Linked DNA regions of Mus musculus: region 1 is linked to region 2. A link is a contact called in ENCODE Hi-C or POLR2A ChIA-PET data. All regions are on one chromosome and are shown on one strand. Each heading gives the region's core, a stretch centred on a gene start or an enhancer-like site at or near the end of the contact. The rest is flanking DNA. Distances are from core to core; before and after follow the strand shown.

What was found. Hi-C counts contacts between places; a loop is a spot of excess contacts on that map. ChIA-PET counts read pairs that join two places held with the same protein, here RNA polymerase II (POLR2A).
Region 1: a loop to region 2 is called in a map of Patski, with 2.5 times the contacts of the local background. The contact joins the promoter of Emx2 here to the promoter of Pdzd8 in region 2. A Hi-C loop is called at or near these places in 1 of 37 maps with a recorded cell type or tissue (Patski). POLR2A ChIA-PET finds 5 or more read pairs at or near these places in 1 of 5 experiments (Patski).

What each region holds. Positions count from the first base shown.
Region 1 is chr19:59,456,282-59,461,998 of GRCm38, reverse strand. Emx2 (empty spiracles homeobox 2) reads right to left here and starts at 3,309. Exons shown (of 3, transcript NM_010132.2): 1 at 2,375-3,309; 2 at 153-337. The coding sequence starts at 2,783. It also overlaps Emx2os.
Region 2 is chr19:59,343,500-59,348,656 of GRCm38, reverse strand. Pdzd8 (PDZ domain containing 8) reads left to right here and starts at 2,877. Exons shown (of 5, transcript NM_001033222.3): 1 at 2,877-3,938. The coding sequence starts at 3,070.

The sequences.
Region 1 (5,717 bases), core at 2,060-4,559, 110 kb before region 2:
TCATATTGCCCTAACAAAGCTGAGCACCTGGAGAGTTACTGATCCAGAACTCGGCGCTGGTCGGAGTGCTGGGCGCTGGCTGGAGTGCTGGGTGCTGGCTGCCTGGGTCTGGATGTAGTGTGGCCTGGCCCTGGCTGCTGGGCCACACTCACCTGAGTTTCCGTAAGACTGAGACTGTGAGCCAGCTGCTTCCTTTCCGCTCCCACCACGTAATGGTTCTTCTCAAAAGCGTGCTCTAGCCTTAAAAGCTGGGACGGCGAGAAGGCGGTTCGAATCCGCTTTGGCTTTCTGGCCAGAGCGTTGTGCAAAAGGAAACTCTCGGGACTTGTGTCGTTCCCTGCAGGGGGCAGAGCAGAAGTACCATTAGGGGGCCTCCCAGGCAAGTGTCGCCGGCTTCTCTGGAGCCGGGCTGGGCATAGCTTCCTAGGTCTCTGCCTAGTCCGCAGCGCCAGACCCTCTCTAAGCTTTTGAAAAGGACACCGGCCCAGTCGTCAGACCCAGGCCCCAGGGCTCCAAACCTGGGCGGTAGCTAAAGAGCAATGGTCTCTAAGGTGGCAGTCCTCAGGCTCCTGACCTTTGCCGGTTCCCTAACTGCCTTAGTACCTCAAGCCTAGATACCTCCACTCTGTGTGTCGAGGGCAGATAACAGGACAACAGAACCCGGGCTCGAGGATTGGTGCCCACCATATAATAATAATAACAATAATAAGTTGTAGCAGTAGAAGAAATAGTGGTAGTAATTCCCTACTTTCTAGCCTATTTTAAAATTTAAAATTAAGCGTAAAAATGACGTCGTGTTTTCTCGCGGAAATTTATTCAAGAATTTTTTTGTTTGTTTGGTTTCTAGTTTTGTCTTGCTATCTCTCTGAGAAATTGCAGAGATCGGTTGAGACGTTGCAGCCGGGCCGGGACAGAAATCTCGAGGCAAGTATGCCCAGTGTCTAAGGCCGTTGCTTCCAGAGTACCCGGTTCTAGAGGTCCCTGGTTGCAGAGAGCTAGGAGAGGAGAGTGAAGGGACTGGAGCCTCGCGGGGATCGAGTTGAGGGTACTCGCCGAGATGGTCGGGCGAAGATCCAAGCTGTCCGTGATATGGCCAGGCGACCAAGAATGGGACTGGCAAAGAATGGGGAAGCTGAGCTCTAAACTTTGAAAGCTAGGCTTGGGTATTTTGGCTTCCCGTATTAAAGGAAGTGAATGTATTTACCACCACCACCACCCAAAAACAGCCGGTAGTCTCAGCGGGAGTGAAGGCAAATTCAGTGCTGAGCTAAGGGAAAAGGTGTTTTACTTTGGTTTGGGTTTTTGTTTATTTGTTTGTTTTGTTGGGGTGTTTTAAAATAATATATAAATATATAAAATGGCGAGCTGGCATACACCCGAGTCTAGACTGACAGGAATGCGAAGTGTTATTGAATGGAAAAGCCCGTCGTTATCGATCGCGCCCGGCGGAGGTAGGTCTTTTATGGACTGCAGTCGGCAAACTAATTCGAACCCTTTTCCTAAAGTTTTAACTTTCTTACCAACCCCAACCCAGAAGCATACAAAATTACTAAATCGGGGAAAAAAATGAAGATATCCAAACAGATCTTCCCTTGTCGGGCCTTCTCTCGACTGGATTTTCTCTTTTCTTTTCTTAAATTTCTTTCTTAATTTCTTTCTTTCTTTCTTTCTCTCAGGAAGAACAAAAACAAAAACAAAAATCAGCAACCAAAGACCAAACGGAACCCGACTTCCCGCCACGTCCAGCGGGTGCCCGGGTTAAACAGGTCGCTGAGAGAACTAGTGGAGCTGTGGAGGTTTCTATTCGCTCTCTTCCCGCCCCTCCCTGGGCCTCCAGAGCAGGAGGAAGGAAACAGTTTGCTCTGAGGTTTCCAAGGTCTCCTTGTCTCCTTAAAGGGGTTGAAGACCTAGAAGTTGCGGGTCTGGGCTGGGGGGACATAGAGTGAGTGTAGAGCAGAGTTGAAGTCCAGTGAACCTGGCCATGTGGCCCTGTCCGAGTCCCTGAGTGATAGACCGGCCGGGAACACGGTCCAGGGAAACAGGATTCAAAGACCTCGCGGGCTCAGAGCTTCTTGACAGCGGGCTTCGTCGCCCAGCATCGTGTCCCAGCCAGCCCGACCCCGGCCCGAACCACGGGACACCTCGTTTGCACCCTTTTACAAAGGGTCAAGGAGTGGGCAAGCCAGTAACCCAAACGAGCTTCAGAGACTGGGGACCAAAGCCTCTCGGGCCCCTAGCTGCCCAGTTTCAGAACCAAGAACCCGGGCTGACCTCCGCCCGTCCAGGCCTCGAGGAGCGCCCACCCGGAGCAGGCCGGGCGCAATGAAGGAGGCGACCGGAGCGGCGTGCTTCAGTTCCGCGACGTGGCACGTACCTTGGAAGCGATGACCCAGATATCGGTAGCGGTGGATGAGCCAGGGGTAGAAGGTGGACGGGTCCCGCTGCTGCGAGGCGAAGAGGGGGTGTGGCGAATGCGAGGAGGGCAGGGGGTGGGCGGCCAGGGCGTGCGGCGGCGGCACCGGGTGCACCGGCACGGCGGGGTTGGGCGGGTGCGAGACCGCCTCGGCGAACACCAAGTCCGGGTTGGAGTAGACGCCCCTGCCGGCGGCGGCGGCGGCGGCGGCCGAGTGGAAGCCGTTGAGGAACGGATTTATGGGACTGGAATTGGCGTAGCTGAGTGCCGCGGGACGGATGGGATCCTCGGAGCGCGAGGCAGGCAGGGGACTGTCCTTGGCCACCAGCGACTCGATGGTGAAGCAGCGCTTGGGCGCCGGCTGAAACATGCTGCGCCGAGGAGCGGGCGCGCTGGGCTCCCTGCTCCCGGCGACCGCGGCGCGCTGCCTCCGCCGCCCGCTGCCCGCGGCGAGGACCGAGGAGAATGGGGGACTCGTTTGTTTGGGGTGGGGGTGGGGGTAAGGAAAGGAAGGAAGGAAGAAAGGAAAGGAAAAAGGAAAGGAGGGGGAGGGGGAGGAGAGGCAAAGCCGAAGATCCCGAGAATCTTGCACCAAACGCGCCCAACCTGGAGAGAGGGGGGAAAATCCTTCCAGAAGAATTTGCAGGCGTGGATTGGGGTAATATTTTTTTGAGCGAGGTGGCGTGGGGGGGGGGGAGATTGGAGTTAGAGGCAGGGAGGGGGTTTTCGGGGAGGCAAAAAAAAAGTTTTCTCTCCTTTGCAAAAGGCGGGCAGGGCGCCCTAAGTCCAAGGACAATCCATGGAAGTGTTCGCTTCTTCACTAGTAGTGCAAACGATTTGTTAGTTCATGAGCCTAATTAGTGCGGGGATCACATAAACAGCTTCCTCCGAAGCCTGGTAAATGGCTTGATGATTGGTCGCTATTACTCGCCCTGAGGTGGAAGGGGGGAGACTCTTTAAAGTGCGTCAGAGGGAGGCGAACGCCTGGGAACCCGGAGGCCTGGATCCGGGCCCAGAATGGAACGGAGTCGGCGCTACTGCCCCGGCTGTGCCTCCAGCCGCCCGCCCGGCCGCCGACCTCTTGGTGTCTTCGCCCTGCGCTCCGGGCTAGCTCCCTCGCTCCTGCGGCGCCCGCTGCGGCTTCTCTCCTCCTCCTTCGCCTCCTCCGCTTCCCTCTTCTCCTCCTCTTCCTCGTTCCTCTCCTCCTCCTCTTCCTCCTCCTCCTCTTTCCCCCTCCTCCTCCCCCTCAGCCACCGCCTCCTACTGCACCCACACCACTCCCACCGGGGCACCCGGGTCCCTGCAGAGTCTCGGGGCTGCGCTGCCTTTGCTGCGGACCCCTGGATCCTAAGCCTGCGGCGCTGGAGCTGATGGGACTGAATCACGGACGGACACGCAGATTTCTTCACACCCTAAGCTCCGCTGCGGTTGTCCCCTGGAGGCCCGCGCCCGGGTCACTGAGATGGCTTCGGGCGCCCGGCGAGGGTAAGCGGGCGGGGACTGGTTCCGGGCAAGGGCTAACCCGCTTCACTCCTACCAATCCCCACCCCCAGCAAAACTCCCGAGGTTTCCTAGGCGCTCGAGGGGGGGGGTCCTCCCACCCCTCCAACCAAGCGTAGCTTCGAGGTTCCAGGGTCCACGCGTTTGCAGTCTTTGACCCGGCTGGTTCGTTTTTTTAAGTTCAAACCTGAGGGGCCAGCTGCGCCTGTACCGTGGCAGTGGACTTCCAGCTTGCACCCAAGAGTTTCTGCTTATCCTTTCTGGAGGGTGGTCACTTCTGTCCCCAAAACAGCTCTTTCTGGGAAATGTGGGGTTATTTGGGAAAGGAGTCTTGGGTCCTAGGTCAGAAGCTGAAGTTATGACTGTGTTATCGTTCCATTGTCCTTAGTGGCGTTGACACTGTTCCCATTATTGCTATTATTACTGTACCTATTTTTATTCTGACATCTGTTGTCCCAGGGCTGGGTTGCTCTACAAATCCAGGTTTCGCAACCTGGCACTTAGGATTGTGTCTCCGGTCCTAGGCCCTGTCCGCATTTTCGAGCTTGCCTTCGGTTTTGGGATGATTTTAGGGCCGACTTCTCTCGTCCCCATTGGCTCACGCTGAGGCATAATTATGATCACATCCCCCCAGCCTGCTGGCGCTGCTCTCTGTTTATTGGTGGTTAAAGATCTATTATCTATTCATCAGCCGCCTCCCCCCCCCCACACACACACCCTTTGCCAATTACATTCTTCTAAAGTGAAGTACCAGCAGGTATTTTACAATTAATGATAATTTTTTTCTGGCGTCCTTTAAATCTGTTACTCCCAGGTCGAAGCCATTTATCCTAAGAGGGATAAAATATCTGTGCTTGGTGGCTAGGTTGCCTGAGACCCGGGAGAAGCAGATCTGGAGAAGACAGACGTGAAGTCCTCTAGAGGGACTATGAAAGCCACCTGATTCCACCAAGGGTCTGGGTCTTAGGACGCTCCAGGTAGTCCCGGCAATAATAATAATAAGGAGAGGTCTCCTGTTTGGTTTCTTGGGGTTTTTTTTTTGTTTTGATTTTTTTGTTGTTGTTTTGTTTTTCCTCTACTGCTGTTCAGGTTGTGTGCGTTTCTTGTATAGCGTTCATGTGAGAAGGCAGAAGCTCAAGGGAGCCCCTAGGTAGAATGGGAGTTGAGAAAAGTGTTTCCACCTCAGCTTTGCTCTCCTCGTGGTATAAATCTGCCCTTGCCTTAGACTTCAGATCATTTCACCTTCTATTCTAGATGGCCTTCTTTCTTTGTCCCTTTTTGGGGGCAAGTTCAGAGATTATGGGCATTAGATTCAGCCCTATAAAAAAGGGTATGCATTTGAGGCCACATTCTCCTCATTCCTGAACCAGACCCCAAATATAGCTGAGAAATCTCTCCCTAGTTTCATCTGGGTTGTGGAAATAGAGGCTGTGCCTCTGAAGACTGGAGCCCAAAGAAGGGCGGAAGTCTTGGGCCATGCCTAGTCAAGCAAGATTCAGAGGAGCTAGGGCTTCTAGAAACAAACGCTAGAAACAAACGCTTCCACTTGGTCACACTGCAGATACTCTGGAGGAGGGTGAGAAGGTGAGTCTTGTCTTGAATGGGTCTGCAATGCTGTGACTACAAATTAGGACCACTAAACTCTTCACTCAGAACCAAATACCTCCCCCAGCATTAGCATCATTAGCATTAGTACGCTTGGCTGTGGGTATCACAGCCATTGACTTTGAGCGGCAAGGAATCCAGACCTGTTTGGAAGATTTGATTGAAACTCCCATATGTTGGTGGGACTTACTTGATCCCT
Region 2 (5,157 bases), core at 1,628-4,127:
TGATAAGAAAGCTCCTTCAAGTACCAAAAGAATTCTATTTGCCCCAGAGCCCCCATATTCCTGAGAGAGGATCCATTTTTCATTTCCTATCAAACTACAATGGCTCATTGTTTTCCTTTTCTTTTGGGGTGGGTGGGTTGAGACAGGGTTTCTTTGTGTAACAGAGCATGGATGTTCTGGAACTCAATTTGTAGAATAGGATAGCCTTGAACTCACAGAGCTCTTCCTGACTCTGCCTCCTGAGTGTTGAGATTAAAGGTTCAGCCATTACACCCTGCAAACCATTATTTTCTTAATCCCTCATGAGAGAAGTTGCTTTACTCTGCATTGGCAAGCCCAGGGGCACAAATGATTGATTTAGTGTGGCCAATCAAGGGTTGCCTTCTAACATCTAAGATTGAGCTAGAGGGCCACAGATGTAGGGCTCTGTAGATTTGGGTCCAGAGCTGATGCTGTCTAAGCTCTTTGTCTGAGTCCAGGGGTTGGAGGAGGGGGAGGCATAGAAACTAAGAGCAGACGTGTACAGTTGACAAGATAGCAAGGTAAGTACAATGGTAGATGAGGCAGAAATAATCCTCTCAGCCTAGGGTTCTATGCAAGCCTGAAAGGAACATCTTGCAGCTGAGATCAGAGAGATAGTCCACTGTCATTACCAGGAATCACATGGCAGTGATGTTAGCCACAGGCAGTTTCTGCTCTCTGCCCCTGAACTAGAAGACTCTGTTACTGTAGCATCTCCAGTATGCCTCTGCTAGAGCAGTGTCTTTCTTATCTCTAGTTACCTGTGTGACTGTCTGCCTGGGCCTGGCATACCCGAGGGCAGGGACTCTGTTCTGCTCATTTGTTATAGGTGTATGTTGGATTTTATCTTCACAGTTCACAAAATGATTCAATGTATCATTTCTTACCACACATTCTAAACTTGTTTCTGCTTTGCCCTGAGTTTTGCTACTGTATTATTTTTCTAAGTTTGTGACAAAGACCAGATATAAGCAAACTAAAAGGAGGATTGATTTTTAGCTTATGGTTTCAGAGGTGTCAATCCATCAAGTCAGGGAGGGCGTGGCAAAGCAGAGGTAAGCTCAATCCCTCCCAACCAACAGAAATCCAGAAGAGTGTAGGAAGAGGCTGGGACCTATCCCCAAGGACACTGCCCTACTGACCCGCTTCTTCCAGCCAGGTCCTCCCTCCCTGCTTTCACAACCTTCCAATAATGCCATCATCATATTATGAACCCATAAAACATCCATTCCTTAAGCCAGTCCTCAGGCCCTAAATCATTTGGGCAAATGCCCTCAAAGACACTCCCAGACACACATTTAGGCCTCCCTAGGTGTTTCTCAGTCAATCTGGTTGATAAGATTTCATTACATTATCAATTTGCTTCCAAAGTTCTATACTTGGCTCAGCTGGGTCAGAACTCTGGTTTAAGGCTCCAATCACCCAGTCAAGACTAGAAAGGATCCCTGTACTGATGTCTCAAGAGCCAGCCTGAATCCACGAGGGTTTTAGTAGCGGAATACCTGACCTCCCTAGGACTAGACAAGTTGTGTCGGTGAGGACAGATAAAAACTGTGATGTAACAACTGAGTAGTCAGAAAGCACCAGAGGAAACACCGTTGCCAGGGAACACAAAGGCTTCTGGCTCTATTGGTACCCTCTGCAAAATCTTCCACTTTTCCCAGTCTCTGCATCTCCAACTCTCCTTTATGGAGCAACTGGGACCTGATCCCTGATCGGCTTTTTAAATTTTTATTATTTTTTATTTTCAAAACCAAAAAGCTAAGCTGAGCGGTGGCGGCATACGCCTTTAATCTCAGCACTTGGGAGGCAGAGGCAGGTGGATTTCTGAGTTCGAGGCCAGCATGGTCTACACAGTGAATTCCAGGACAGCCAGGGCTACACAGAGAAACCCTGTCTCGAAAAACAAACAAACAAACAACCCCCCCCCCCAAAAAAAACCTCCAGCATCCTCCGTGTTATTATGCCAAGTAGAAACCAAGGACTTAGGATCCCACGATGTGACCCCTAAGCAATTTCTTTACTATGCCACGGGTACCACGGGTTATTCTGTGAAATTGGTAGGCACTAAAAGTAATGGCCTGAGGGATGGACTCCGGATAATGCCCTCAGAGAGGAAAGAAGGGAGGAGGGGGGCGTGAACAATCTGAATGGAGTCGCTAAGACACCTTCCAATATGCTGGCAAATTCACTCAGCTCACCCACTCCTCCCAGACCTCAAATAAACTTCTTTCTCACTTAAATTGAAATCCCCAAGGTAGGAAAGTTAGTCCCCTTCTCGCGGTTCCGCTTGGTCCCTTCTCGGGGCCCATTCTCTGCGGATGCAGGTCTGCCGGTCTGTGCGGGCTAGCGATGGCAATCCCTGATGCAGTCTGTCCTCTGGCCGGCTCGGGCAGTGTCCCAACCGCCTGTGCTCAGGCTCTCTGCGGCGCTGCCCTGCAGGGGAGGCAGCAACACACTGAGGGATGCTGGGCGGTCGCCACAGAGGTATCCGGCAGGACCCACGGCCGCCGCGGGGGATGGGCGCGGAATAACGGACGGCCGCGCCGGGCCCCGTCAGCCCGACTTATCCAGGTCTCCTTCCGTTATCTCGCGCCCTCCGGAGACGACGGACGCACGGATCGCCGCGCCGCCGGCGGCAGGAATGCAGGGGCGTGGGGGGAGCGGCGCTGGAAGCGCGCCGAGAGGTGGGAAAGGACCCGCGTCCAAGCGCGCCGGGGCGCCCGGCGCCGGGGGCGCGCACGCTCTGACGTCACGCGCCGCTCGCCCAATGAGCGCAGGCTCTGTGGGGAGGCGCCGTTCCCGCCCTCGCCCGCCGCCGGTCCGCCGCTCGGGCCGCCCCCGGGGGAGCGTCTGAGGAGGCGCGGGGCCGCGGCGGGCTAAGGCGCCGCCAGGCAGCGTCGGACTGCGGACGCTCGGTTCGGGCCCAGGGAGCCGCTCATCCGCGACCGATGTCCTCAAGATGGAGGCGGCGGGGGCGACGGCGTGAGGAGGAGGGCGGCGCGGAGAGCGCGGGAGCAGGCCGAGGGTTGCGGCGGGGGCGGCGGGATGGGGCTGCTGCTCCTGATCCTGGCGTCGGCCGTGCTGGGCTCGTTCCTCACGCTGCTCGCACAGTTCCTGCTACTCTACCGCAGACAGCCCGAGCCGCGGGCGGACGAAGCGGCCCGCGCGGGCGACGGCTTCCGCTACCTTAAGCCGGTGCCGGGCCTGCCCCTCAGGGAGTACCTTTATGGCGGCGGCGCCGAGGAGCTCGCTGCTTGCTCCTCCGAGGCCGGCGCCAGCTCGACCCCGACCCCCGACAGCCCGGCCCCGCCGACGCTGGAGACCTGCTACTTCCTCAACGCCACCATCCTGTTCCTGTTCCGGGAGCTGCGGGACACCGCGCTCGCCCGCCGCTGGGTCACCAAGAAGATCAAGGTGGAGTTCGAGGAGCTGCTGCAGACCAAGACGGCCGGCCGCCTGCTGGAGGGGCTGAGTCTGCGCGACGTGTTCCTGGGCGACACGGTGCCCTTCATCAAGACCATCCGGCTGGTGCGGCCCGTGGTGGCCTCGGGCACCGGCGAGCCCGACGACCCCGACGGGGACGCGCTGCCCGCCACCTGCCCGGAGGAGCTGGCCTTTGAAGCGGAGGTGGAGTACAACGGCGGTTTCCACCTGGCCATCGACGTGGACCTGGTGTTTGGCAAGTCCGCCTACCTGTTCGTGAAGCTGTCTCGCGTGGTGGGGAGGCTGCGCTTCGTCCTCACCCGCGTGCCCTTCACCCACTGGTTCTTCTCCTTCGTGGAGGACCCGCTGATTGACTTCGAGGTGCGCTCCCAGTTCGAGGGGCGGCCCATGCCCCAGCTCACCTCCATCATCGTCAACCAGCTCAAGAAGATCATCAAGCGCAAGCACACCCTGCCCAGTTACAAGATCAGGTGAGAGGAGGGTCAGGGGAGCCGAGGCTACCCGGGGGAGGTTAGCCAGGGAAGGGCCAAGGCAGATTCCCAGCACGACCCTGGCCTGCAGTTTGCTTCCACCTGGACTGAGGCCCCCAAGCAAAGAAAGGCGGGTAGTGGGCACTTCCCGTGCTGCCAAGGCAGCACAGGGAGCTGGAGGCCTGAGCGCCTTGTCCCTGGCCAGTCAGTGAGTGCCTCTCCTGGGTCTGTTGAGACACACTTGTGTGTGGTTGTTGCAACCGGAAGGCAGCGGCTGTGTCTGCCTTTGCAGCATCTCCTGCACCACGTGGAAAAGTTGTTCCTGGGCACATTGCAGACCTGAAGGGCGTGCTCACATCCCGGGTGTTTCTGTGTGGCACGGGCCTTGGCAGCTCTCCGGGCAGAGGCACGGGTTGTTGTAGAGGGATGTGATTTGGAGGAGTTGAGTCCGGTGCCAGGTGGTCTTCTCTGTGAATTTGGGGTAACTGTCATCTGCCCTTGGGAAGTAGGCTCCTCACCACAAACAGACCCAGACTTCTCAGGTGTCTACTCCCGGTGGCTGTTCCTTAACCCAATACTCCAAGTCACCTTGTGGGTAATATTTTAAAGACAGTGATTTGAAGTTTTTTAAAGTTCCTCTGTATCTGGCTTTATGTGATGCACTTCTGATTAGTTAATGCATGAGTTTTCTTTTGATGAATTGGAAGTGGAAGGGGAAATGAGTATTTGGAGGATTAGAGGTTTCATAGGTGGGACTTGGAAGGCTTGGTGCAGTAGAAAGGCTCCTGTTTCTTTTAAAACGACCAAATCTTCAACTTCTCTTTCTATCCTCCTTTAACTTTGTGTTCAGTACATAGAACATTTTAGGTTTTGTTGTTTAATCTGAAATATGAGTCTAGTATTGCCTTACATTACTACTGCTCTTTAGTGGAGATTGAAGACCCCAAAGTCTGTGGCACAATATAATGCAGGAGTAGTGTAGATTTGGGATGGATTTTTGCTTTGTGGAGCTTGTACTTCACTAGTTATGTTTTATTGAGAATAAACAACAGTTTAAACTTTGGGTGGTGAGAGAACTGTTGTGTGGAGCACATATTTCCATGGATTTGTAGGGGATGGTGAACTGGTCATATGCTATGCAGGATTTCTGGTTCTGTAAAGGAGATGTAGTTTATGAAACCTGTTTTTACATGGCTGCATTATGAGTTGTAGGTTTTAA